Regions from separate parts of the Homo sapiens genome. Here region 1 is linked to region 2. A link is an interaction called in ENCODE POLR2A ChIA-PET data of the cell type or tissue named here. Cell type or tissue: PC-9. All regions are shown on one strand. Links, peaks and the distances in the headings refer to the core of each region. The heading gives the core; the rest is flanking DNA.

The links. Peaks named below come from ENCODE experiments on the same cell type or tissue, not always from the same donor. Only the 100,000 strongest peaks of a DNase experiment are listed, where the experiment ranks them.
Region 1: POLR2A ChIA-PET joins it to region 2 with 6 read pairs; 2 of 35 experiments call an interaction of 5 or more read pairs at or near these places.

Annotation. Positions count from the first base shown.
Region 1 is chr1:55,903,983-55,918,331 of GRCh38, forward strand. LINC01753 (long intergenic non-protein coding RNA 1753) reads right to left here. Exons shown (of 3, transcript NR_147162.1): 3 at 11,627-12,162. Among named protein-coding and RNA genes, the nearest start is that of LINC01753, 34 kb to the right of the region's middle. In PC-9, for the core only: no CTCF peak of the experiment used is centred there; a DNase peak (open chromatin) is centred at 12,749; H3K27ac peaks cover 1,448 bases.
Region 2 is chr1:56,733,040-56,746,774 of GRCh38, forward strand. FYB2 (FYN binding protein 2) reads right to left here. Exons shown (of 20, transcript NM_001004303.5): 10 at 11,113-11,227; 11 at 10,987-11,027; 12 at 9,122-9,182; 13 at 7,658-7,756; 14 at 5,586-5,614; 15 at 4,048-4,108. Among named protein-coding and RNA genes, the nearest start is that of FYB2, 79 kb to the right of the region's middle. In PC-9, for the core only: no CTCF peak of the experiment used is centred there; no DNase peak of the experiment used is centred there.

The DNA of each region.
Region 1 (14,349 bases), core at 10,350-14,349, 830 kb before region 2:
TAGTTGTTTATTGTTTCTCTTATTAGTGTAGTACACTATATAATAGATTTTACTGTGGTGAACCTCCCTGCTTCCTAAGTAAACATTATTTGCTTATGGTGTCTTGTTTTTAACATGGCTGAAATCTTCATGTTAATATTTATTTAGCATGTTTACATCTGATCTTATTTTTGCTTTATATAGGGGTCATTTTTGTTGCAGTCTAACTTTAATGGCTACTGGTTTATTTTAGTTGCTATTTTATCTTGAGTCAATTTAGTTAATTTATATTTTTCCTGAAATGCATCTATTTTAACTAAGTTTGCAAATGTACTAACATAATGTAATTCTTTGTAATTATTTCATTCTTTATGATAAATTATGTTTGTCAGAGGTATTTGGGTATTTGTATGGTGGTTTGAGGGTTTATATATTTGTTCATAAACGTGGTATTGATTGAATTCAGCTCCACCCTTTCTCTACAACACAGCTAGCTGCCAAACCCAGTGACATGTTCACACAACTTCATTAAATCTTCCATTCCATGGATACATGGCCTGATGCTCTAGTAGTCTGGTATATGTATTATTGTCTCCTATTAATAGTTAAAGAATTTGTAGCTCAGGGACTTTTAAAAAGCTGCCCAAGTTTCAATGCTATTTAGCATGCAGTGAGGTTTCTAAAATCCAAAATTCTGGGCTCTTTCCGTCATCGTCATCGTAGCCTTTCTCAGTGTGTGGTCTGATGACCACCTACAGTGGAATCACTGAGGGCACTTGATAACAATTGTCATTCCTGAGCCCCACCCCCAATATACTAAACCAGGATCTCTGGGGGTGGGGCCTAATAATCTGCACTGTAAACATATAGATGATTCTTCTCATTAAATTTTGAGAACCTCTGCACTTATAGTGGCTTTCTTATTAAGTCATTTGACAAAGTGGAATACTTAACAAGTCATTTGCTTCTGAATTTCTGTCTCTGATGGCGGGCATTCCTGGCTCAGGAAATTATAACCAAAGTTCTCACGCATTTATCCCATTTTAAAAGGGGCTTTTAGCCCCAAATGGACACAGGGCCCAGAAAAGGAGTTGTACAAACTCAGAGTCATGGAAATATTAGCGCAGGAAATGAAGTAAGAAAACGGATGTAAGAAAGGGACTGTTGCAGAGCTCCATATTACAATAAGAAATATTATACCCAAGTTCTAATAAAGAAGTCTTATTAAAGTCTTCCTAGGTCCTTTATTAGCTAAGAGATTTTTGTTTCTTTTATCTGTGGTTTGGTTTTTACCTTTCTTTCGCATTTGTTTTCTTCTTGGATTCTTGGAAGTTCCTGTATGCTGATCTTTCTGGAAAAGGATAAAAGAACAATCTCTCTTCTTCATTCTTTACCGTTAATTGCAATAGACTTTCCCCTGTGCTCCTTCATTCAGTCACTGATTCAATATCTCATTCATACATTTATTTACCAAGTACATACTGAGTCTCAGACATTGTACTAGATGCTGCAAGCCCTGTCCCTGAAGATGGTATAATTTACCAGGGGGAAATAATAAATAATTACAACCAAAAGTTGAAAATGCTTAAAAAAGTGTCTCTGGGCCAGGCCTGGTGGCTCATACCTGTAATCCCGTCACTTTGGGAGGCCGAGGCAGGTGGATCACAAGGTCAGGAGATCGAGACCATCCTGGCTAACATGGTGAAACCCCATCTCTACTAAAAATACAAAAAATTAGCTGGGCGTGGTGGTGGGAGCCTGTAGTCCCAGCTACTCGGGAGGCTGAGGCAGGAGAATGGCATGAACCTGGCTGGCAGAGCTTGCAGTGAGCTCAGATCGGGCCACTACACTCCAGCCTGGGCAACAGAGCGAGACTCTGTCTCAATAAATAAATAAATACATAAAATAAAAGTCTCTGGTTGGCCGAATTGGGGGCATTTTAAAAGGGATTGAAGAAAAGAAGGTGAGTGGTTGAGGGCAGCAGGCTACCTGGACAAGATTCCTGTCCACCACTTATTAGCTGTGTCTTAATGTATCTCTCTGTCTTAATTCCTTCATCTGTAAAAGGAGGAAATTATTGAAAAACAATAATATTATTGAAAAAATAATAATGTGTTGTTAAAAGAAGAACTTTAGACAAATGAAATTTAACAGAGCTTAACTGAGCAAGGGAAAAAAAGATTCACGAATCAGGCAGCTTCCAGAACCATTGCAGATTCAGAGAGACTCTAAGGATGCCTCATGGTCACAGCAAATCTATAAACAAAAAAAGGAAGGTGACATACAGAAAATGGAATTGAGATACAGAAACAGCCGGATTGGTTACAGCTTGGCATTTGCTTCGTTTGAAAGCAGTTTGAACAGTCAGCTAGCTGCCTATGAGTGGTTGAAGTATGACTGCTGGGATTGGCTGAGACTCAGCTATTGTTATAGAAGCATGCTCCTAAGTTAGGTTGTCAGTCTTGTCTACTTATTAAGTTAGGTTATGGTTCGTCCATAAGGACTCAAGTGTGGAAATACAGAGGCTTTCCAGGCCACATTTAGTTCAATTTAACAGTGTCTACCTGATGGGGTTGCTTGTTGTGAGATTAAATGATTCAGTATATCTAAAGCGCTTAGCATAGTTCAAGGTATGTAGCTATATATACAGGCTAGTTGTTAATGTTGTTATTATTATGAAAGGGCTCAAGGGGGAACTATTATATTTCTTACTTAAATAACCATGTGAACAATAGCCTGTGGCATGTGAAGGAGTATGGTATCCGGGCAGGGACAGAAAATTCCATGTGATTGGAGTGTCTGTACAAGTGTACATTGTGTGAACCTAAGTGTTGTGTGTGCATAAGAGTTCATGAGTGTGGCCTAATGGTGGAGACCAGGGGCTTGCACCTAGGAACCATGATGTTGGAAAGCTTGGTTGGGGCCATAAATGACATCTGGAGAGGTAGTATCTCACAGTGGATCCACAGCATCGAGTCTAGAACCAGAGGGCCTAGATGTGAATCCCAACTCTTCCAATTACTAGCTGAGTAGTTTCGGGAAGTTGCTCAGTCCTCTGGGCCTCATTTTCCTCATCTGTAAAATGCAGATACTCTTAGAGCAGGGGACCCCCACCCCCAGGCTGTGGACAGGTACTGGTCTGTGGCCTGTTGGGAACTGGGCTACACAGCAGGAGGTGAGTGGTGGGCGAGTGAGCATTACCGCCTGAGCTCTGCCTCCTGTCAGATTAGTGGTGGCATTAGATGCTCATAGGACTGTGAACCCCACTGTAAACTGCACATGTGAGGGCTCTCGGTTGCATGCTCCTTATGATAGCTGAACTGACGCCTGATGATCTGAGGTGGAACAGTTTGGTCTCAAAACCATCTTTCCACTCTGTCTGTGGAAAAATTGTCTTCCATAAAACTGGGTCCCTGGTGCCAAAAAGGTTGGGGACTGCTGTCTTAGAGCATCTCCCTCAACAGGCAGTGAGGAGGACATGAAGTAATATTTGTAAGGTGTTAAGAATTTTGCCTCACATGTAATAGGCTTGATTTATGTTAGTCATTATTATTAAAGGAATGTGTACCTTATGATATTGATATATACAAAATCTACAGCCATACTGAAGTTGGTGATAATATGATCAGATTTTTAAATTATGGATTATGAAACCATAAATAAATAAAAAAAAATAAACATAATAAACATTTTTCTAAACATTTTAGGAAAATGGCTATTTTCCTAAATATGAGGGGAAAAAAATGGCTTTAAAGACTGGGTCCTCATAGAGGTAAGATGGAATGTGCACCCATCATCTTAATAGAGTTTACTCAGTCTAAGATTTGAGTTCTCCAGTGTAGTCCATTGAGGCTGCTTAAATAGAGGTGCAGAACCCAGAGCAGGGAGGGGAAGCCCCATGTTAGTCTGTTGGCTCCTGCACATTTGGTGTCGGTTCATTCTGGGAAGTATGCTGAGAGAGGCAGAAATTACCTGGCTTTGTTCAGAGGAGGGCTCCTGAGATCGTGAGAAGGTTGGAAAACATTGCACAGGAAAATCAGTGAGTTGAACTAGGGATGTTTAACAAAGGAAAGGCTGGGGCCAGGAATATGATGATCGCCCCCACCCTAAGTGTAGGAAGAGCTGTGAAGTGAAAAAGGGAGTAGATGAGTTCTCCACAGTTTCAGGGGAAAGAAAATGAAACAATAGATGAAAACTACAGAGATAGGGATTTCAACTCAGTTTTAAAAGGCAACATTATAGCCAGTTTTCTCCAGCACTTTCAGTATCTTGAAGCTGTCCTCAACATTTTACTTATTTGTTCACCATCATATGCTAATGCCTAGAAGAGTGTCTGGCTCAAAGCAGTGGCTGAGTAGCTGTGTTAGACAAGGTTATCCAGAGAAACAGAACCAATCATTTATTTATATACATATGTATGTGTACATATATATGTGTGTGTGTGTGCATATGTGTATATATAATATAAACATCATATATAAGTATATATGACATAATATATATCATATATGTATGTTCTATATGTCATTTTTTATACATATATATTTACAGAGAGAGAGAGACATACACACAGACAGACAGAGAGAGAGAAAGAGAGGGTGGGGGAAGACTGTAGGGAATAGGTTCATACAATTGTGAGGGCTGACAAGTCCAAATTCTTCCGGGCAGGCTGGCAGGCTGGAGCCCAGGGAAAAGTTAATATTGCAGTCTAGAGTCTAAAGATAGTCTAAAGGCAGAATTCCTTATTCTTCAGGAAACTTCAGTCTTTTCTCTTCAAACCTTTAATTGATTGGATGAGGCCTATTCATATTATTTTGGTAATCTGCTTTACCCAAAGTCTACTAATTTAAACATTAATCACATTAAAAAAAAACCATTTACAGCACCATCTAGATGATGTTTAACCAAACATCTGGTACCACAGCTTCTCAAGTTGACACATAAAATCAACCCTCATGGTAACTAGAAATGCTTTAGGAATAAATGATTAGAGAGTTACCCAATACTGGAGATATTCATGTTAAGATGAGCTGAGATTTTTTTTACAATATAGTTTCAACCTTTATTTTAGATTCAGGGGGTACATGTGCAGGTTTTCTACCTGGATATATTGCATGACACTGAGGTTTGAGTTATGATTGATCTGGTCACCCAGGTCAAGTACTGCGCATAGTACTCAATAGTGATGGGCTGAGATATTTTAAATGCCATTCACGTATCTGACTGAATTAGATGAATTTTAAGGTTTCTCTAATTTTTGTACTTCATGAGTCTAGGAGTGGCATATATCACTAGAGAATTTTTAGAAGAGATGAAAATAATCCTCTATAAATAAATACAAGTATACTTATTATTTATTATTGCACATAAAATCCATCATAATTTGAATATGTTTGCTTTGGCTGAATGATTTTTTAATTTTCTATTGAGTGCATGCATATATATGTGCTACTGTAGACAAAATAGACAATAACCTCTGCCTTTTATATTATAGTAGAAGGGTGGGGAGAAACACAATAAACAATAACGAGGTAAATTATAGAGAATAGCAGATGACGATAAGGTACTATGGAGAAAAGTAAAGCAGGCAAGGAAATGGGAAACGCTGGGGTGAAGGTGAGGAAGGAGAGTGATATGTTTATAGCCAGATCTGGGAAGGCTACACTAAGGATGTAAAATGTGAATACAAAGTAAAAAGAAGTACCATAGCCAGGGTACATTTTGTGCATGTTTCGTAGCAGAAGAAACATTTCCAGCAGAGGAAATGGCAAGGGCAAAGGCCCCAAGGTAAGTTTACTATGCTTGATCAAGAATAACATGGAGTAACCAGACACAGAAAGACGAACTTTGCCTGTTCTGACTCATTTGTGTGAGCTAAAAATTACAAACTTTGAACTCATGGAGATAGAGGGTAGAATGATGGCTGCCAGAGGCTGGGAAGGGTAGTGACAGGTGAGGGGGAGGAATATAGTTAGATAAAATGAATAAGATCTAGTATTTGATAGCACAACAAGGTGACTACAGCCAATAATAATTCATTGTACATTTAAAAATAGCTAAGAGTATAATTAGAAGGTTTGTAACACAAATGATAAATGCTTGAGGTGATGGATACCCCATTTACCCTGATGTGTTTATTATGTATTATATGCCTGTCTCAGAATATCTCATGTACTCCATAAATATATATGCCTACTATGTACCCATAAAAATTAAAATTAAAAAAAAAAGAATAACATGGGGGCCAGTGTGGCTGAAGAGAGGACAGTAATAGATGTCAAAGCCAGAGGAGTCACAGGGGCTGGAGAGGTGGGCCTTATGGTGCCCTATGAGAATAAGGAGGCTTTTGATTTGCACTCAAGGAGAAATGGAAACCACTGGAGGGTCTTAGGCAGAGGGGGAGATGATCTGACTTCGATTTTTAAAGGACCGCTCTGTAAGTAATGTGGATAATATAGCTGGAAGCTATATATATTCTGGGCCTATCCAAGCAGCTACATAAGTTCTCAACTCCTAGTTTCTTACCAGGACCATCCTTCCATTTTATATGATGTTTTTCTGTTTGTTTTGTTTTGCTTTAAACAAGCTTCTTGAAGTATAATTGACATAAAATAAGATGCATGTATTTAAAATGTACAAACGGATAAGTTTTGACATGTGTATATACTCGTGAAACCCTCACTACATTTAAGATAGTGACATATCCACTACCCCCCATGGTTTTCTCATATGGTGTGTTTTTTATTTTACTAATTGCATCACCCAGTTGCTGTTTTAAAAGTAGGGTGGAGTGGGTGGTATGTGGAATAAAGGCAGTGGCCACGTATGTGTTCTCTATTACTGGCAAAAACCTGGTCACCATTCCACATTACTGTTATGGTGGGTTTCCTTCCTCTTTTGCTTACTGAAGAAATACCTAAAAGAGTATTTATAGGGCCAGTTTCAACTATCCCAAACATTTCATTGCACTTTGAAAGGTGTGGCCTACAGTTCTGAGCAGAAAGGGAGAACAACCCATGTTTCATGTGGCAAATATTGCTTGCCAAGATTGTGTGATGGACATACATCTAGCCTTTTGCAGCTATTTTGGTCCTTTTATAAGGAAAGTTAAACCTATTTGGTTTGGAATTGCCTACATTACTGACAGACAAATATAAGCCAATTAAATTGGATAAAAAAATGTGGCAGAAGGAGGAATTTTTCCCCCTGCAGAATAAAGACATTCTAACTTCTGCATCATTATGCTTGGCAGTAATTTCCCCCTTGAAGCTAATTAAGAAATGTGGGTGGGTTCTTTTTAACTTCCTTAATTTTACCTTTGATTATCCTCTTACTTCACCCCCTCCCATCTCTGAGGAGCAATAAATTTTCTTACTAGGTGAGGGGAAATTCCTAAATAATTTAATAACACACCTTGCCAATATTATCCATAGTATCTTGGAATTTCCTTCCATCCAATGTGCTACCTCTCCAGGTTCATTCTCACTTCCAGCCAGATGATGTCTTCTTTATTATCTGCACCAACTCCTCAAGTATCTTATGGATTTTATTATTACCCAGATAGCTAAACAAGATTCATTTTCTCAAGTCCAGATCCATCCACCTATCCATATATTCATTTGTAAATTTTTTGTTCAATTATTATTTAGTGACTCTTTACTGTATTAGTAAGTATACCATATCAGGGAAGAGAGAATGTTAGCAATATGAATACTTTTCAAATCTATGCAGTATATATTTGTCTGTTAAGGTATTCTTTGTATAACAAGTTTGAACTTGGAGGAACGTAATAGGAAGGCAGTCTTGACATAGACCAAGCTACCTTTTCTTATCATGACTTAAAAATAATGTGATATGTTGATTTCTGCTTGTTTCATTCCTTGATTGGGAACTCACAAATCGGAGAAGAAGGTAGTGGGAATGGGTGATAAAGTGGGAATGGTTAATGGGTACACACAGTTAGATAGACTGAATAAGACCTAGTATTCAATAGCACAGTAGGGCAATTCTAGTTAAAAATAAAATATTATATATTTTTAAATAACTAAAAGAGTAAAATTAGAGTGTTCCTAATACAAAAAAGGAAAAATTCTTGAGATGATGGATACCCCAATTACCCTAATTTGATCATTATACATTGTATACCTGTATCAAAACATCATATGTACCTCATAAATATATAACTATTATATAACTATAACTATTGCACCCTCACAGTAATTAAAATTTTTTTAAATTTAAAAATACTTACAAAAAAGAAATGAGGGAAGAAGAAAGCCATATTAAACATTAACTAAAATGTGATTTATAAAATGGGCATAATAGTAATGCTACTGATGGCAGCAGCAGCCTATATAAAGAGGCTGCTGCCATGATACTGGCTGCAGTTGGGGGAGGCATGGCCAGGGCTGCATGCTGCATGGAGCCGGTGGGAGTCAGAAACAGGTGGAAGCACCACTCACTTCTGAATTGGAAGGGAGGGAGCCTTGTGCTCCCTAGGTACAGCTGCAGATGCCCAGCCATGGCTGCAGACCTGGGCATCCCTGTACTCTTGCGGGCCAGAAGCAGACAGGAGCCCCACATGTCCGGGTGCAGGCTAAGGAGTACCTGCTCTCCCACAGGCTCAGGAGTGCCTGCTCCTGTTCTCTGGCCACTCCCCGCTCCCAGTACCCACTCTGATCTTGGAGCGAAGTTGAGGCTGAGCCTGGGTGCTGTCGCAACTCAGTTGAATGTGTACAAGCTCAGGGCAGCACTGACATGTCAGGTCCCTGCCGCCTAGGCCCCCCTCCAGACTTTGGGTGCCAATGAGCATGGGAGGGAAGCAGGGGGGAGGGTGCCTGAGGATAGCTTGGCACTGGCCTCCAGGTGCCCCTGGGCACAAACAGCCTGAGCACCATGAACAGTGGTAGGAGGCAGACAGGCTCCTGGGTGGAAAAAGGTAGGTTCCCAGTGAAGCCCCGCCTTCAAGCCCAGGAAGGCCTGAAGCCTAGGGGCAGGGCTGCCAGTCCTGCAGACATGAGGGAGAACTTATGGTGCTTTTTCCCCAGCCCACCCATGGCCACCCATGGACCAATCAGCACACACTTCCTCCCTTCTGAAGCCCATAGAAACTCTGGACTCAGCCAGATTTGAGAAGACACTGGGGGTGGCCAGCTGCAGAGAAGAGCTACCCACTCCAGGGTCTCCTCTTAGCTGAGAGCTGGGCAGACATTGGAATGACAAGCTGCAGTCAGGACACCCTGCCTTTGGAGAGGAGCTATCCACTGCAGGTCTCTTCTGAGCTATTCTGTCATACTATAAAGCTCCTTTTCACCTTGCTCACTCTTTACTTGTTCATGTACCTCATTCTTCCTGGGTGCAGGACAAGAACTCGGGACCCACCGAATGGCAGTGCTAAAAGAGCTGTAACACAAATACGGCTTGAAATATGCCCCTTGCTCACCACATTGTGGGTGACGAGAAGGAGAGAAGAGAGGAGGAGAGAAGAACTGTGGCCCTTTGGAGAGCCCAAACCTAGGAGCTCCCTGAGCTAGGGCTGTGATGCCCTCTCTGGGGCTCTGTGGTTCCTGGAGTCACCAAGCTTCCAGGCGCCATCATGTTCCCTGGTGCTAGCCACGGAAGCAACTATTTGCAGTATGTCTGGTCCAGCCACAGCCTCAAAGGGAGCCATTGGCTGTACCGGTGCCTGGAGTTGCCTGGCCCACTGCAGCCAGTATGCCTGGCTGTGTGTGATGGCTGGACCCCATGCTCTTTCGCTCACACACCCCTCACTGCTCCACTTGCCCTTGGCAGGCATGGGATCCAGGCCGGTAGCACAAGCCGAGCACAGCCTTCCATGCAGTGTGGGCCCAGTGGGCCCCAGCAAAACTCGGGTGAAGGCACCACTGGCCACAGAGGTTTCTGGCTGGTGAAGTGACATCCCAAGATTCCGTAACCCTACTTTGCAGAATGCTGTGAGATTTAAATGCATTAATACATGAAAAATGCAGAGGAGCCCTAGCTTAATAGACATGAAATATTAGAATTGTTATTGTACCACATTTTCCTTCTAGTTTAACTATTTTGTTGTAGGTAGAGAATCCTTGTCAGAATTTATGGACTCCAGTCATTTCACTGCTTACAAATGATTTAGAGTGAGATGTAAATCCCAGAGTAACCCGTGTCCTTCCCTCTCACCAGCTGACCATATTTCAATCCTAGGAGCTGGGACCACTTTACCATCATTTATCTAAGCAATGTAACAAATTTTATGACTGGAACACTGGTGCCCATTACAGTCAACAGATTTTTTTTCCTAGTTCTATGCTATGTTTTATATTCACATTAAAGTATAAATATTTTCTGTCCATACATTGTGTTTAGACCATCAAATAAAATTTTCTTCCCAAAATCATCACTTCATTGAGCTACATACACTTTTCCCTTGATTTTGTTGATGCTGTTGAAGGTAATTTACACATTATTTCGTTCTGTGTTATAAGGAATAATGAAGTAACTGAGACCTTCTGAGAATCAATGGTAAATTAATTTGGCTCTGCCTGTCTCACTGAAGGCCAGAATTGTTGTGGTATGTCTGTCAGTTTTCATCTAGATGTCTGAGAGCAAGTGTGGGCTTGAGAGCTTATTTGTATCGACTAGTATTTCACCGCACTAGATTTTATGTACTATACTGTGCTTTAGCACCAATAATGCTTTGTTTTTCAAAAGCAAATATCCAGTATTGCTTAAAGACATCCATTTTAATACTATATTCTCAATATGTGAACTGATTGAAAATCTATCATTGAGCATATCCAGTTATATATATTTTTGGATGACTGATATGTCCATAAAATGTGCTACAAAGAGACATAAAACATAGTCCTGAACTTGGGTGTCATAAAAATCTAGTGAGAGAGAAAAAAATAGAAATATGTTGAAGATATACATTTAGCACAGAGTAGGAATGTATTTAGTTGTTGAGAGATATCAAGCAAGGCTTCACAGATAATTCTGATATAACAGTTTTGAAGAATGAAGTTTATCAAACAGGGTAAAAAAATACCATATTTGTCTTAGTTCATTTTCTGCTGCTATAACAGAATACCACTATATTTATATATAGTTTATAATACCACTATATATATATATATATAGTTTATTTGGCTCATGATTCTGGAGGCTGGGTTCAAGAGCATGGGACCGACAGCAGCTCAGCATTTGGTGAAGGCCTTCTTGCTGCTTCATAACATTGTGGAAGGGCAACAGAGTGCACGTAAGAAGAGCAAGAGAGGAATACGGGGCAGAACTCTTGCAATAACTAACTCACTTTTTTTGGTAATGGCATTAATCCATTCATGAGGGTGGAGTCCCATAATCTAATCACCTCTTTAAGGTCCTGCTTCTCAACACTGTTACAGTGGCAATTAAGTTTCAACATGAGTTTTGGCAGGACATTGAAACCATAGAAATATTCAAAAGTATTAAATTATACAATAATATTCTGTTTATGAAAATTAAAGACTTTTCACTCATTTATGAAAACTTTCTCACTAACCATAAATACAAATATGTATATTTAAAAGATCAACATGGAAATATAGATATTTTCCATCTACCTTGTACTGGTTAACTTGCTGAATAAAATATTACCCCAAAACTCAGTGGCTTAAAACAACAGCCTTTTATTATTGCTTGTGTTTCTACAAGTCCACTGGAGGTCTGCTGACAACTAATCTAGGTGGACTCTGAGGGCAGCTCTGCTCCATGTGTCTCTCATTCTCCTCCTGTGACTAGTGGTTTGCTTGAGCAGGTCCTTCTCATGGTGATTGCAGATGTATAGCTGGAAACACTGGAGGCTTCTTAAGACCTAGCACAGTATACCTGAGCACAGGTATACTGACATTTCCATCATCTTTCATTGTTCCAAAAAAGTTACATGGTCAAGTATCAAGTCAAGGGGCAGGGAAGTATATTCCATCCATCATGAGGCCATGGCAAAGATATATATGGTGGCACAGGTGAAAAATCAAGGCTATTAACAGAATTTACTTCATACCTGTGGCAAGAATCTGCAGTAGCTTACAACAAAAAGCATAGAGAGGGTCTATCACTAAAAAGTTGGTCTAAAAGCGACAATTTACAATACCACACCAGGCCAAAGGAAACTGTTGTCATCAGGCATGGTTATGACTTCTGACATTCCTGATAATCAAGGCAAAAGGGAAAGGAAAATAAGATGTCTGAGAAAAGGAAGAGTAACAATTTGTGATGAAAATTAAATAGACACATATATATCTAACTCACAATATATTTACTCTAGATGTATACATTCACATACATTTCACATAGTTAGAAAACGGACTGTTAGCATATTACAAGATAAATTCTTAATCTAATAATCTCATACATGCCCATCATTCATGCTCTATCTCTCTTTCAAATATTGTTCTTACTTTTTACAAAAAAAAAAATTTGAGATCTGAGAATTTTTCCCCTTTTACTCAGAGGTATCTCTGTGTGTAGGGTCATTTAATGATAAGGAACAGACCATCCCTTTTACCTCTGAAGAGTACCCTGTTTTTCAGCCAAGAGAGACCAGACAAAGATAACCAGGCAGATTTTTTTTCACCCCTAGTGTCTGACTGGATGACAAAGAAGTCTGGTGCTTTAGCCAAGTTGTCTGCCAACAATTCCTTTTCTTCACTTGCTATTAGTTGCCTGGTCACAAGAAAAAAAGCAAAACAAAACAGTCTTTATCAACTTATGGACATCTTACTTTCCCACTTAATAAATATTTGGGTCTATCTGTTGCCTCACATCCCGTGTGAGTTGGTATGAGAACCGGTCTGACTATTTTGTATAGAAACAAACACTTAGACATGTGCCTTTGGGCAAATATCTGCAACACTGGTAATACTTTGCATATGTATACTTTTTTCAGTTTCTCAAACAAGTGGCAACATGGTGAGATTGAAAGGTTTGGGTCTGTAACAGCCTCCAATTTTATCCTATTTACTTACTCTGTGTGAAACAGAAACATCAGTTAATATATTAGAATTTCAATTTTTTCATTGGTAAAAGTGATGACAATTATAACTACTTTTAAGTATGGTTAAAAGGATTAACACTGCGAGAGAGAGAGAGAGTGTGTGTGTGTTTGGCAGGGTGGTAGCACATGTTAAGTATTATTCAACAGATGTTAGACTCCTTTCCTGTATGAAGTCAGGACGACTATCCTTATTCATTAATTAAACACAAGCTAAGAACCTGTGCCATATCAAAAAGAGTAAATCAAACAAATAAGAAAACTGAACTATAAAATTAGAAGTGAGTTTCCGGGGGTCACACAAAAGAAAGACTTTAAGGCTAGAAACCATATTTCCTGGTTCTCAATCCATTGTCTATTCTATTGCTATACTTTTTATTCATTTATTTATTCATTCATTCAATCAATCATCCGTTCCTCCCTTAATCATTTGCACTCATTCTATTCAAGGGCTTCTTATATAGCTGTATAGGTTGTACATGTCATAATAGCTGTGTGACCTGGCCTCTTCCAAACTTCACAAACCATGCTCTTCCAACGCTTACTATAGCATTGTTCTTATTCTAGCTACCCTGTGCATTTTTCAGTTTGCTTGTATTGAAATTGTGTACCATATTATTAGCCTCAGTAACAAGTTCAAATGAAGAGTGACAAGCGAGACTTTGTATCTTTCCTCTCATCCAGGTATTCTCACTTTGCCTCCTCAGAAGTTCATTTAAATAAAAGCAATCAATGTATCCATGTTGGCACTTGGGGATGGCCAGCCTGGAAAACGTCTATAAAATGTGTCCCTTGTGCTACAATTGGCTAAAGCATCATTAAACAGAGGAACAGATTCTATGCAGCAGGTTTGTGATAATAGCATTGTGTTCCTTCTCATTGAGGAGGAAGGCTTTAGCCAGGGACAATTTCAATTTTGGTCTGGTCTCAACTGCTCGTTCATCCAAATTATTCAGATTAGCTTCTGAGTCTTTCCCCCATTATGGACCTAAAACAGCTTTGCTCTGGGGTCCTGATTATTTGCAATGGGAGGTCTCTATACTATTTTTATGAAACTGTTTGTGTTTTTCAGGGTTTACTTCAAATATTGAGGTATATTAGTCTGTTCTTACACTGCTATAAATAAATCCCTGAGACTGGGTGATTTATAAAGAAAAAAGGTTAATTCGTTCATGGTTCTGCAGACTGCACAGAAAGCATGATGTTGGCTTCTGCTGGGCTTCTGGGGAGCCTCAGGAAACTTACAATTATGGTGGAAGGCGAAGTAGGAGTGAGCACCTCATATGGCCAGAGCAGGAAGAAGTGGAGGGAGATGCCACATATATTTAGGCAACCAGACTCAC
Region 2 (13,735 bases), core at 9,736-13,735:
AAGACAACTTACAGAATGGAGAAAAATATTCACAAACTATTAATCTGACAGGTGATTAATATCCAGAATATACAAGGAACTCAAACAGCAAAACAGAAAAAAAAATTCAATTAAAAAATGGGCAAATGAACAGACATTTCTCAAAAGATGACATTAAAATGACCAATAGTTTATTTGGGTAGAGGTGTTTATAGTATTCTGATGGTAGTTTGTATTTCTGTGGGATTGGTGGTGATATCCCCTTTATCATTTTTTATTGCATCTATTTGATTCTTCTCTATTTTCTTCTTTATTAGTCTTGCTAGTGGTCTATCAATTTTGTTGATCTTTTCAAAAAACCAGCTCCTGGATTCATTGATTTTTTGAAGGTTTTTTTGTGTGTCTCTATCTCCTTCAGTTCTGTTCTGATCTTAGTTATTTCTTGCCTTCTGCTAGCTTTTGAATTTGTTTGCTCTTGTTTCTCTAGTTCTTTTAATTGTGAAGTTAGGGTGTCGATTTTAGATCTTTCCTTCTTTCTCTTGTGGGCATTTAGTGGTATAAATTTCCCTCTACACACTGCTTTAAATGTGTCCCAGAGATTCTGGTACGTTGTGTCTTTGTTCTCATTGGTTTCAAAGAACATCTTTATTTACCCAGTAATCATTCAGAAACAAGTTGTTCAGTTTCCATGCAGTTGTGCAGTTTTGAATGAGTTTCTTAATCCTGAGTTCTAATTTGATTGTACTGTGGTCTGAGAGGCAGTTTGTTATGATTTCTGTTCTTTCACATTTGCTGAGGAGTGCTTTACTTCCAATTATGTGATTAATTTTAGAATAAGTGCGATGTGGTGCTGAGAATAATGTATATTCTGTTGATTTGGGGTGGAGAGTTCTGTAGATGTCTATTAGGTCCACTTGGTGCAGAGCTGAGTTCAAGTCCTGGATATCTTTTTTAACCTTCTGTCTCATTGATCTGTTTAATATTTACAGTGGGGTGTTAAAATCTCCCATTATTATTGTGTGGGAGTCTAAGTCTCTTTGTAGGTCCCTAAGGACTTGCTTTATGAATCTGGGTGCTCCTGTATTGGGTGCATATATATTTAGGATAGTTAGCTCTTCTTGTTGAATTGATCCCTTTACCATAATGTAATGGCCTTCTTTGTGTCTTTTGATCTTTGTTGGTTTAAAGTCTGTTTTATCTGACGCTAGGATTGCAACCCCTGCTTTTTTTGCTTTCCATTTTCTTGGTAGATCTTCCTCCATCCCTTTATTTTGATCCTATGTGTGTCTTTGCACATGAGATGGGTCTCCTGAATACAGCACACTGATGGGTCTTGACTCTCTATCCAATTTGCCAGTCTGTGTCTTTTAAATAGCAAAGACTTGGAACCAACCCAAATGTCCATCAATGATAGACTGGATTAAGAAAACATGGCACATATACACAATGGAATACTATGCAACCATAAAAAGGATGAGTTCATGTCCTTTGCAGGGACATGGAATGAAGCTGGAAACCATCATCCTCAGCAAACTATCACAAGGATAGGAAACCAAACACCGCATGTTCTCACTCATAGGTAGGAATTGAACAATGAGAACACTTGGACACAGGGTGGGGAACATCACACACTGGGGCTTGTCAGGCGGTGAGGGGCTGGGGGAGGGATAGCATTAGGAGAAATACTTAATGTAAATGATGAGTTGATGGGTGCAGCAAACCAACATGGCACACATGTATACCTGTGTAACAAACCTTCACATTGTGCACTTGTACCCTAGAACTTAAAGTATAATAAAAAATAAATAAAATAAAATGACCAATAAACATATTTTAAAATGTTCAACATCACTAATCACCAGGGAAATGCAAATCAAAACCACAATGAGGTATCATTTCATCCCTGTTAGGATGGCATTCATCAAAAGGACAAAAAAAAAATCACATGCTAGCAAGGATGTGGAGAATAGGAAATTCTCTTCATTCTTAGTGGGAATATAAATAGTACAGCACCTATGAATAACAGTATGGAGGTTCCTAAAAAACTACAAATAGAACTATCATATGATTCAGCAGTTCCATTGCTGGGTATTAATCCAAAGGAAATGAAATCAGTATATCAAAGAGACATCTATGCTCCCATGTTTATTGCAGCACTATATGCAATAGCCAACATATGGAATCAACTTAGGTATCCAACATCAAATGAATGGTAAAGAAAATGTGATAAACATACACATGGCAGAGCACTATTCAGCCATAAAAAAGAATGAAATCATGTCATTCACAGCAACATGGATAGAAGTGGAGGACATTATGTTAAGTGAAATAAGCCAGGAATAGAAAGTTAAGCACGACATGTTCTCACTCATATATGAAAGCTAAGAAAGGTTGCTGTCATAGAAATAAAGAGTAGAACAGAGGATGCTAAAGGCTGGGAAAGTAGGGAATAGAGAGAGATTAGTTCAGGATACAATATACAGTGAGATATGAGGAATATGTTCTAGTGTTCTATACCACTGATATGGTCAGGCTTTGTGTCTCCACTAAACCTCACCTTGAATTGTAATCCCCATGTGTCGAGGGAGGGAGGTGACTGGAGGTGTAGGCAGTTTCCTACATAGTGTTCTCATTATAGTGAATGAGTTCTCATGAGTTCTGATGGCTTTATAAGGGGTTCTTTCCCCTTCACTTTCTCTTCTCTCTCTTGCCTGCCACCATGTAATATGTGCCTCTTCCCCTTCTGCCATGATTGTAAGTTTCCTGAGGCCTCACCAGCCACGCGGAACTGCGAGTCAATTAAGCTTCTTTCCTTTATTAATTACCTAGTCTCAGGTATTTCTTTATAGCAGTGTAAAAATGGGCTAATACAACTACCATAGGATGACTATAGTTAACAATAATATATCATATAGTTTTAAATAGCTAGAAGGGAGATATTGAATATTCCCAACACAAAGAAATGATAAATGTTTGATGATGAATATGCTAATTACCTTTATCTTATCACTATATATTTTGTGTATCAAAACATCACTATCTACCTGGAAAATATGTACAATTATTATATGTCAACTTAAAAATAACATCAAATAACAAAGAAATAATAACATAGAAACCTAGGGAAAAACTAGTATTTTTTTTCCTTTGGAGGATGGCATAGTTCATATTTTAAGATATAGAGAAGACAAATAAAGGCTTAAAAGTATCTGTTGGATTTAACAAAGGAGTTATTAGTGACCTTACCAAAAATAAGTTCAATTGTATAATAGGAAACCTAATTGCAGTGAGCAAGGAAAGATGAATCAAACATGAAGAGAGGAGACTTTTATTTTTAACCAATTGATTAAGAGGGAAAGTATAAATAATAAGTGACTGGAGAGGGAGCATCAAACTTAAGGATGGCTTTTTTTTTTTTTTTTTTTGGAACAGAGCCTGTCTCCATTGCCCAGGCTGGAGTCTAGTGGTGTGATCCCGGCTCACTACAACCTCTGCCTCAAAGGCTCAAGCCATCCTCCCACTTCAGCCTCCTGAATAGCTGGGACTACAGGCATGTGCCACCATGCCTGGCTAGTTTAGTAGAGATGGGATTTTGCCATGTTTCTCAGGCTTGTCTTGAACTCCTAGACTCAGGCAATCCACCTACCTCTGCCTCTCAAAGTGCTGGGATTACAGGCATGAGCCACTGCATGCAGCCATCTTTTTTGATAAATTATAGTTATTTAGTCCTTGAATACAGACGTTCTGTCACATAGTGCTTGCTATCCTTCATGTTGTCATGTACATTGGAGATAATTTAAAAAATGTGTTGAAATGAGTTTCAAGTCTGAATTCAAAAATAAAAAACAGAAACAAACTCAAAACCTCCAATGCCTTTTGTGGTCACCTACCACTTTTGGATCATATATGTTATTCAGTGTTTTCCCCTCTTAGTGAGAAGACTATCTTAAGTTGACTTTTCATTCAATCTCCAAGGATCTGAAAAGATGGTTCTGTGATCATAATTAAGAAAGCATCAGGAAATGGGTCAAATATCAGCAGGGATGACCAATAAGGTAAATTACTTACTTTGACTCTTTTTCACTCAGGTCTACATCATCATAAATAATAACTTCCTGAGACTTAAGTTCTAGGGTCAAGACAGAATCAAAATAGTCCATTATTAAGCATGGTTTATATAAGCACTGACTTTCCAAATTATACTCAATTACCTAATTATCCAGGTGCATCTTCAGGTCTGTTTTAGCAAAATCTGATCATAAAATACAGATAGGCTAGAAGAATCAAAGAATAAAAATATTCTCTATTTGGGAAGAAATTCAACTGAAAGATTAAAAAAAAGTGTGATGTCCCAGTATCTCAAAACATATATATTTATATTAATTTGCTTTTACATAGAGTTCCAGAAAAATATGAGTTGCTCAAAGAGTCATTTTTAGACTAAGTTCCCATCTTTCTGGAATTGAACAAATATGCTATACTGCTAGAATAGTGAGAGGTCTTTTCTTAACTCCTAGGGGGGAGAAACAGCTTAATAGAACAGTAATGTTGATTTTTCTTCCATGGTTTTTATTTCAAATCATTGGCAATTGCTCCTATACAATAATCTTGCATAATGTTGAATCTGACTCAGTGCATAATAATAATTAGGCATTTTCATTTTAGGATATTCACATTCCTTGGCACTCTACATAGAATTACATGATTTTCATTTGATTCACCACTGAACAAGTTTGAGACCTTCTAGTATAATTATTCATAATTATTCACTCCCTTATTTTATTAAATACCTTCAAATGTGGGTGGGGATACAATGCATGCCTATTCTAGGTCAGCTTTTTTCTTTTAAACACAGACCAAGGATATGTTGAGATGTGGGATTTTATCAGGTATATATAATTGTCATTTGTCTTTTAGTTCAGCAAACTCATATTTATGAAATATAATATACTTTTGAATTGTCAAGTTCGAGTGACATCCAGGTAGCCACATAGCTAGAACCCCTAAACAAAAACTAACAAACAACAGAACACATGACCCTCTTTTATTGACAAATTCAATGTACTGAACGTGTATTGACAGCCTACTATGTGTCAAGCACCGTGCTAATTTATGCACTATTATTTTAATGGAAAAGCAAACAACATTCCAATGATCCATTCTCAATTCAGTTAGTTTGCTGGTGGCAATGTGATCATATTCAGTTAGTGTCTTAATTAGGATGAAGGATATCAAGTCCTTCAAAAGGCAGTATGGTAGAATGCAAAATGCATGAGTTTCATAGTCAGAGAGCCTGGAATACAAATCCTGGATCACTTAAATATGGTCCTACAGCTTCTCTAAAAAGGGATGATAACATTTATTTTTCTGGGATTTTAAGAGGAACACATCTGCCCCAGGGCATGGTATGTAGTAGGTACTTGAGAAACACTACTCATCTTCTCCAAAGTAAAAAAATACTTCCGTGTGAAACATCTTCTTTGATTTTGGTAGAGCAATTTTTCATCAAATGTGGGAATGCAGGAAGGGTTACCATTTCTCTTTCCCTGCCTCTGAATATACAAAAGCTGAGTACTTTTGGTCTGCAATAAGCAAATGGCACTTACCTAAATCAGGCAGCAAAATGGAAAATGCACTGTTGATTGACAAAAGACACAAAAGAGTTAAGGAAAAAAACCATGTTTGGAAAGATGAGCTGACAGATCTCCAATAACATATTGATGATGCTGGATTGCCCTTCTTGCCCTGGTATTCTCTGACTCCAAGTAAAAATAGTTTCTCTGGTATTAACAGATGTCACAAGATGTGCACAAGATGTTATGGGAACACAAAGGAAATGGGTAATCCAGGTTTGGGAAGAGAAGTTCAGGGGAGACATTCAATAAGGGACAATATTTGATCGAATTTTAAGGGAAAACTAGAACTTTGAGAACAAAAGAAGGCTGGAGGAGGGCAGGTACATTCCAGACCATGAGAATGTCATGTTCAAAGCATGGAGGCATGAGACACCATGGCAGAGTCTGAGATCTATAGCTATGTGGATGGGATGGTAGTGAGAGTAATTTTAGTGAGAGACAGAACTAGAGAAGTAGAATGGGGACAGCCATGAAGTATTTACTTGCCAGGGTAAGGAACTGGATATTTATTCTAAACGTAGTATGTAGCCAATGAATAGTTTTGAGAGAAAGGTAATCAGATTTGCATATTTAAAACATTAGCATTCTCATCTTGATCAAATATTATGGGACTGCCGGTTATCATGCCAATAATTTTCTCTCAGAAAACATCTAATCTGCTAAGGCCAGGGTCTGCCTTTGTGCATAGGGTCTCGCTGACCACACTCCCTCTTCTTCCATATCAGGACTACAATTTATAAACCTCATGTTTTGTAGGGTCTCTTGGTAGATCTAGATCCAATTGACAGTTGAACTTAAAGCCACAAAACTCTGAGGCTTTATAATCAAAAAGAACTTCAGGGTAGAACAACATAATTCCATCTCACTATAGGTAATTACCTTGGGCAAATTATTTTAGCATCTTCTGCCCTCACAAAATACATCTCTATGTCTGTATATCTACACAGATGTTCCCAGCCTTACAATGGTTTGACTCCCAATTTTTCTGCTTTACAGTGGTGTGAAAGCAATACGCATTCAGTAGAAACCTACTTCAAGTATCCTTAAGACCATTCTTTTTCCACTTTCAGTACAGTATTCAATAAATTACATGAGATAGTCAACACTTTTTATAGACAGGCTTTGTGTTAGATGCTTTTGCCCAACTGTAGGCTGATGTAAATATTCCAAGCATGTTTAAGATGAGCTAGGCTAAGCGATGATGTTTGGTAGATGTATTAAATGGACTTTTAACTTAACATATTTTAGAGTTGCAATGAGTTTATTGAGACACAACCCCATCATAAATTGAGGTGCACCTGAATATCTACATCTATATCTATCTATTGCCTGCAAAGCGTCTCCAGGGTCCCCCTTCCATTATATGCAGGAGAAAAGTGGAATGCTGTGGGTGTATAAAGGAAGTGATATGCCCACAGTTGTACATGGAATAAATGGCAGAACTGGTACTAGAATATAGAATCCAGGTCCCCTCACATCTCTTTCTAGTGCTAGTGAATTTGGAACCTCTCTCAAAACTGGCAGTTAGCCTAGGTTATCTCAGAGGATCTTTTCCAGGTCTAAGACCTTGCAATACACGAACTGTTCAGCTGAGCAGCTCATCTCCCCCTTCCACATATTGCTGCTCTCAAGGGAGATAAATTAAATATGGAACAGTAGACAAATAAAAACTACTGGGGCTTGTAGGGCCCCAAAAGCATAAAAGGACATGGTAAGTAATGCTTAGTGGTAACAACAGGAATAGGATGTTAAGGCTGATGAGGAAAGTTTCCTTTCTGGACTTCGCTTAAGATTTTCCCTCTACCCTTATTTTCAACCCTTTCTCTGCCATTTTTTCAAAGGAGCATGCCACTTTCTCATTAATTAGTCTCTGTGCATGTAGTTCAATCAAAAATTCACAAGAAAGGGGCAGATGATGGCCAGACCCTTGGTTTTAGTTTCTGATATCCCCTTCACTGTTTCTGAGATTGGATGGAGAACATCAACTTGTGTATCTACCAGGTTAATCCCCTCGTGGAAAGGGATTTAAAGGGACTTTTTACCTTAAGTTTTCTTTCGACTTGGTTTTCTTTATTTTAAATCTATCCTTTTCTTTCTTGAAGAATTGCTGCAGTCTTTTGAGTGCTTCTTTTCCATCTAAACTGAGAGGAATCACAGGATATAAGTAACATGGCATTTAAGAGAGTACTAGAGATAGAAGGCTGTTGTATTATAAAATCAAATGCCACATGTTCTCACTTGTAAGTGGGAGCTAAACAATAGGTATACATGGTCATAAAGATGGAAATAACCGACACTGGGGACTCCAAAAAGCGGGAGGGTGGGAGGAAGAATGAAGGTTGGAAAGTTCCCTATTGGGTAAATGTTCACTGTTTGGGTAATGGGTAGACTAGAAGCCCATACCTCATCATTAGGCAATATATTTATGTATCAAACCTGCACAGGTACCTCTGAGTCCATAAAAAAAATAAAGAACCAGAGGCTTTGTTTTCATGTCCAAAACACATCTCACTCAAGAAAGAGCAAGAAGATGCCTTATTGAGTTCTATGCTTTTCTTTGTTTAGATGTGATATGAAGTTGCACACACCAGTCAACTATGAAGGGAGTAATGATATTTCAAGACAAACTACTGCAAGTAATCTCTATTTTGCAGATTTTATGAAGCAGTCTTCCCTTTAGAGGAAAAGATAACTCAGGGAAATGTACTTTACAAACTGTGCTAGAAATACGTTATAGAAAATCCTGACTCTTGAAATTCTTATCATTGATTTTTAATTTACTGAATAATATAGCAGTGATGGTACATTGATTACCCAGCTGATGATTACAATTCTGTCAAATATCCTTTTGGGGCCTTTAGGGGGTAGAGTGAGGGAATGATATACCCACATCGTGCCAACCAGCATGCCCAGTTCAGGGTCTTTTTCCCCTTGAACCCTTAAACTCCTTGCTTTTGACCATTGCCGTTTTCTTTTCCACAACATGTCCTTAATAACTAAACTTGTAGAATAATACCCATCTGAACAAATTTTATTCTTGATAACACTGAATCACACTACATGTTATATTAAGCCCAAATCCCGGAGATAGCCTTACTAACTTACAGAGACACAGGTAAGTCATAACCATTAATTTGTTCCTGGAAAAACAGCTATAAAATTGAAGCAAGTTTTATTAATATTTACATCTCTTTTATTACTTATTTTCTAACCCAATATCAAAATCATTTACTCTGGGAAATGGGTATTTCTCAAAAGCGAGAACAATGTGATTTAATATTGATAGTATATGATTGTACACAATTACAAGTATCCTATTGATCACAATTGTAATATTACAATAGGTTATCATAACTCTCAGTGTGAATCTTTCCTAAAAGATGATGATGGGAGTCGGGGGTGGCAGTGGGGCTGGGGGGCGGATGGTGGGTCCTCACTGAAACTCTGGCTTTACTAGACTAACAGGAAGTCATTAGCCTACAAAGCCAAGAAAGAGAGAAACTCACTCTATCTTTGGGTAGTTGTTCTTTGTTTTGTAGACATCTTCATACAGTTCTCTATTTTCTTCTGAAATTAGAAGAAAACCCTACTTATATTCATTATAATAGCAATAGTTCAGATTCATATTTAACAAAAAGTATTAGATACTTACTAGATGCTAGGTACTTTGATCTTTCTTTTGTTAAATAGTTTTTACTGAAACTCACCCACATGTTTTTAAAAGCATATGGTAAAAATACTTAAACCTCTATAAAAGTATGTATAAATGAAAATTAAGACTCATTTCCACCTGATTCCAAATTTGAACTGATTTAGTCAAAGAAAGTTGGTTCTTCAATAGATTCCTTCCTTCCACCCTCCCTCCTTCCTGTATTTAATACATAACAATCAGAATTTACTAAGCATCAGGCATTGCGCTGAATGCTGGGGCAACCATGGAAAATGAGATATATCTTGAATAATCTCTCCCTTCACAGCATGGCTTTGGCCTAGCCCAACACATAAGCTTAACATACACAGTTATACTTTAATTCAATCCTGAAACAGAGTCTAATGGAAAGAATTTTGAATATCAGGGTCAGGATTTTTAGGTTCAAAACTCAACTTTAACACACAATGATCTTAGAGGAGTCACTTCTCTATGTTTCAATTTTCTTTTTAAAATGAGTGTACTGGGTTTAATGATATTTAAGGTTGTTTTTCCCTCTAAACTTCTGAGATTCTAAGATCAATCAGAGTAACATTTGATTCTCTCCACTCCATTGCTTTTTCTTTTTCTAAAATTTATTTTAAAATTGACAAATAATAATTATATATACTTATGATATATAACATGTTTTGATAATTGTATACATAGTGGAATGACTAAGTCAAGCCAGTTAATGTATTCATTACCTCACATATTTTTTGTGGTGAGAATTTTAAAATCTACTCTCAGCAATTTTCAAGTATATAATACTTTTGTTATTAACTATAATCACTGTTGTACTATAAACTTCCTGAAGGTACTTCTCCTAATTGAAATTTTGTATCCTTTGACCAATACCTCCCCATTACTTTTTCATTCATGAATTCCTTCATTCAACAGATTTTTTTGAATATCTAACATGTACTTGGCATTATGCTAGGGGCTGGAGAAAATGGTATGTATAAAGAAGGTAATAATCTAGGAGGGGAGACATTAATTAAAAAGTCACATAAGTATAAAATTACAACTGTGACAAGTACTATGAAAAAGAAGTCCATGGTACTATGAGATTGTACACCAAGGAGAATATTCCCTGTGGAAATAATGATTGAGCTGAGATTAGAAGATTAAGAGTCAGTGAAACAAAGGTACCCAGGGGAGGAAAGAGCATTCCGGAAAGGGAGGGAAAAGCATATGAAAATATCCTGCTGTTGGAGCTTGGCAAATTATACAAGCTAAAAGAAGGTCAGCATAACTGGGTCTCAAAGATGAAGATTGAGTACAGTGTGAGATGAGGCTCCAGAGGTCTGTAGGGGTAGGTTAGTCAAGGACTCTAGATCATGTCAGAAGCCAATCTTAAAAGTATTGGAAAGCCAAGAAAGTGTTTTAAGTAAAAACAGTCCTATAATCAGACTTACACTGTGAAAAGATCAGGAAGGAAGTAAACTCACTTTTACCATAAGAATGCTCTTACCAGCATCTTCATGTTCCTGATTCTAAATGCATTTATTAGCACATACCTTGGTATTGCTGTTAGCACATATCTTGGTATTGCTTCTCTTAGCTTCCCACAAATTGGCATTATTAAAATATGAATAATTAAAAGACATCTTATCACTAATCAGCCATAGAAGCATTCTGCAATTCCTACTGGCAACTTCAGAAATGTCTTCCTATACTTACCACTACTTGAGGCAAGTGAGCTAGAGTAGTTCAGCTTCGGTCTATGGGAGAAAATAACAAAGACCATTATTGTACCTTTAAAGTCTCATCACATTCATCTTGCTGAAAGACTGGAATGTTACTTACACCTCTTTCCTGGAGTACTCGACATCATCATATATCTCCTCCGAGATGGAACTTGTCTTAGAGACCCCTAGGTCTGGAGTTTCTTTAGTTGACTCCAAAACCTCCAGATGCCCACCTGAAAGGAAACCAGAAAACCTGAAAAACATCACATCAGCTGCCATCATAAAGTCATTCACACACATCACTGGCAGTGGAGGCAAGCATAAGAAAAGGCAGATTAAATGGGCTAAAATTGGATTACAGTCTTGGTATGTATGATCCTTGGGCAAGCCACTTCACTTTGTAGAGCCTCAGTTATGATTCTCTGAAGTTGAGGATAATGATGCTAACACCGAATCATGTGGTTTTGGCAAGGATTAAATACATATTTATGAAGGGTGCTGGTTACCTAGTAAACTAGTAACTCCCTTCTTTGATGGTTCTTCCTTTAATCCCTGACCTCAAACTTTGAAGTCTACCAGGGTACATCCCTGGGGCTTATCTCTCTACATCTAGATGATCTTATCCAGTCTTACGGCAGTTCTTAAAGCAAAATTTCTCAGACAAGTCGATTGAGCACATATCAATATATATTATTCATTAATTCATTCTGGAGTTAGCCAGAAGATAGTGTGCCAGGTTAACAAATGTATAGGGATTGTTTGCACAAGTAGATGCTGGCTTACTTCACAGAGTTGTAAACTTGTCATAACCATAAAACTGCCACCTCTTTATCTGTTGGCATAGGTTAATATTTAGGGTATGGGTAATTCATAGCCATATTCAGATATGAACTATTAATCAGAAATAGAAAGTAATATACTTGAGAAATAAACAACAAGCACATTAACTGGTATCTATTAATTAAATGAACCAAGCAATAAGATTTTATCCTCTGACAAGAAGTCAGTGAGCGTGTAGGCCCCAAACCATCTCAATGAATGTCAGCTCTCAGAGGCATAAGGTCCTACTTTTTCTCAAGGAGTTATCAGTAAATTTCTCCAATACAAAATAAAGATGCTGAACACACACAGTTTCTTCTTAGTCTGCAGCATTTATTTCCTTCCTCAATCCTTCCTTTTGGCTGAAGCAAATGCAAAAGTTTATGCCTTCATTTTAAAAACACTGACGACTCTCAAATTTACATCTCCAATTTAGACATCTCTCATGAATTCCAGATACTTTATCAGCCTTCACACCATTTCCTTTTGGTTGTCTAAACATATTACATTCCAAACCAAAATCATAATTTCTCTCTGCAAGTTTGCTCTTCCTGAAGTTTATTCAATCTCATAAAAGGGGCAATTCCATCCTTTATGTTGCTCAGGCCCAAAACCTTGGAGACATCCTCGATTCATTTCTCTCTCATTTCTCACTTCCAATCCAAAGCCATCTGTCCACTGTAGTTTCAAATTATATTCCGATTTCAAATACATCTCAGCAATTCTACCATAGTATCCTCCTCCAAGCTACCACCATTTCTCACCTAAATTATTGCAATAACCTCCTAACCGGTCTCCCCGATTTATCTCACATTTTATTTTCAAGACAGAAGCCAGATGATTTTTTAAAATGCAAATCAGGTCATGCCTTTCTTGTACTTGCAAAAGCTTTCAGTGGTTTTAAAAATCTCATTTATGGTAAATGCTAAAGTTCTTGCAGTGATCTACAGAAGTCCCTTGTTATTTCTGTGACCCCATCTCCTACTATACTCTTCCTCGGTTACTCTGTTCTAGCCACACTGGCCTCCTTGCAGCTCCTCCAACATATCTGGCCAACTTCTGCCTCAGGGATTTGCACTTTTTTTCTCTTCCTAGGTCATTCATATCCTAGATACACATATGGCTCTCTTCCTCAACTACTTGAGGTTTTTGAAGTAATCTATGAGCACTTTAAAATGGCAACCTCTATCACCTCTACCTGCTTCTTTAATTCTCTTAGCTTGCTTTATTTTTTCATATTTACTATTAATACCATTCAATATAGATCTTTTATTATTTATTGTCCGTCTCCTCTGATCCGAAAGTAACCTCTGTGAGAAAAGGAATTTTTGCCTGTTCACTGCTATACACCCCCATTTCCTAGAACAGTGCTGGGCACATAAAAAGTACTTAATATATTTGAATTTCGAATGATTTGAATGCATGTGTCTTCTCACTGGTGAATTTAGTGCATTACATTTATAGTGTTTACTGATATTTTTAAATTTTTATCTATTATCTTAGTACATATTTTTATTTGTTCCATGTTTTTCTTATCTTCATCTGACTAAAGTTTCTTCTCTTTCTGCCATTCTGTTTTCTTTTCTATTTGTTTTCTTTCATTTGTTATCTTTTAATAGTTACCCACAAGAGTGACCACTGTCCTGACTTCTAATACCAGCGGTACTTATTTTTGAATGTTTTAATAATGGAATAATTTAGTATGCACTCTATGGTGTCACCTACTTTCCTTCAATATTATGTTTGTGAGATTCATCAATATTGTTGCAAATAGTTTTTTTTGCTCATTCAGATGACTTTATTCTATTGTGTGAATAGGTTACCATTTATTTATCCATTCTACTTTTTATGGGCATCTGGACAGTTTCCAATTTGGGGCTATTACAAAAAGTTTTGCTATAAGCATTTTGTATGTGTGTTTT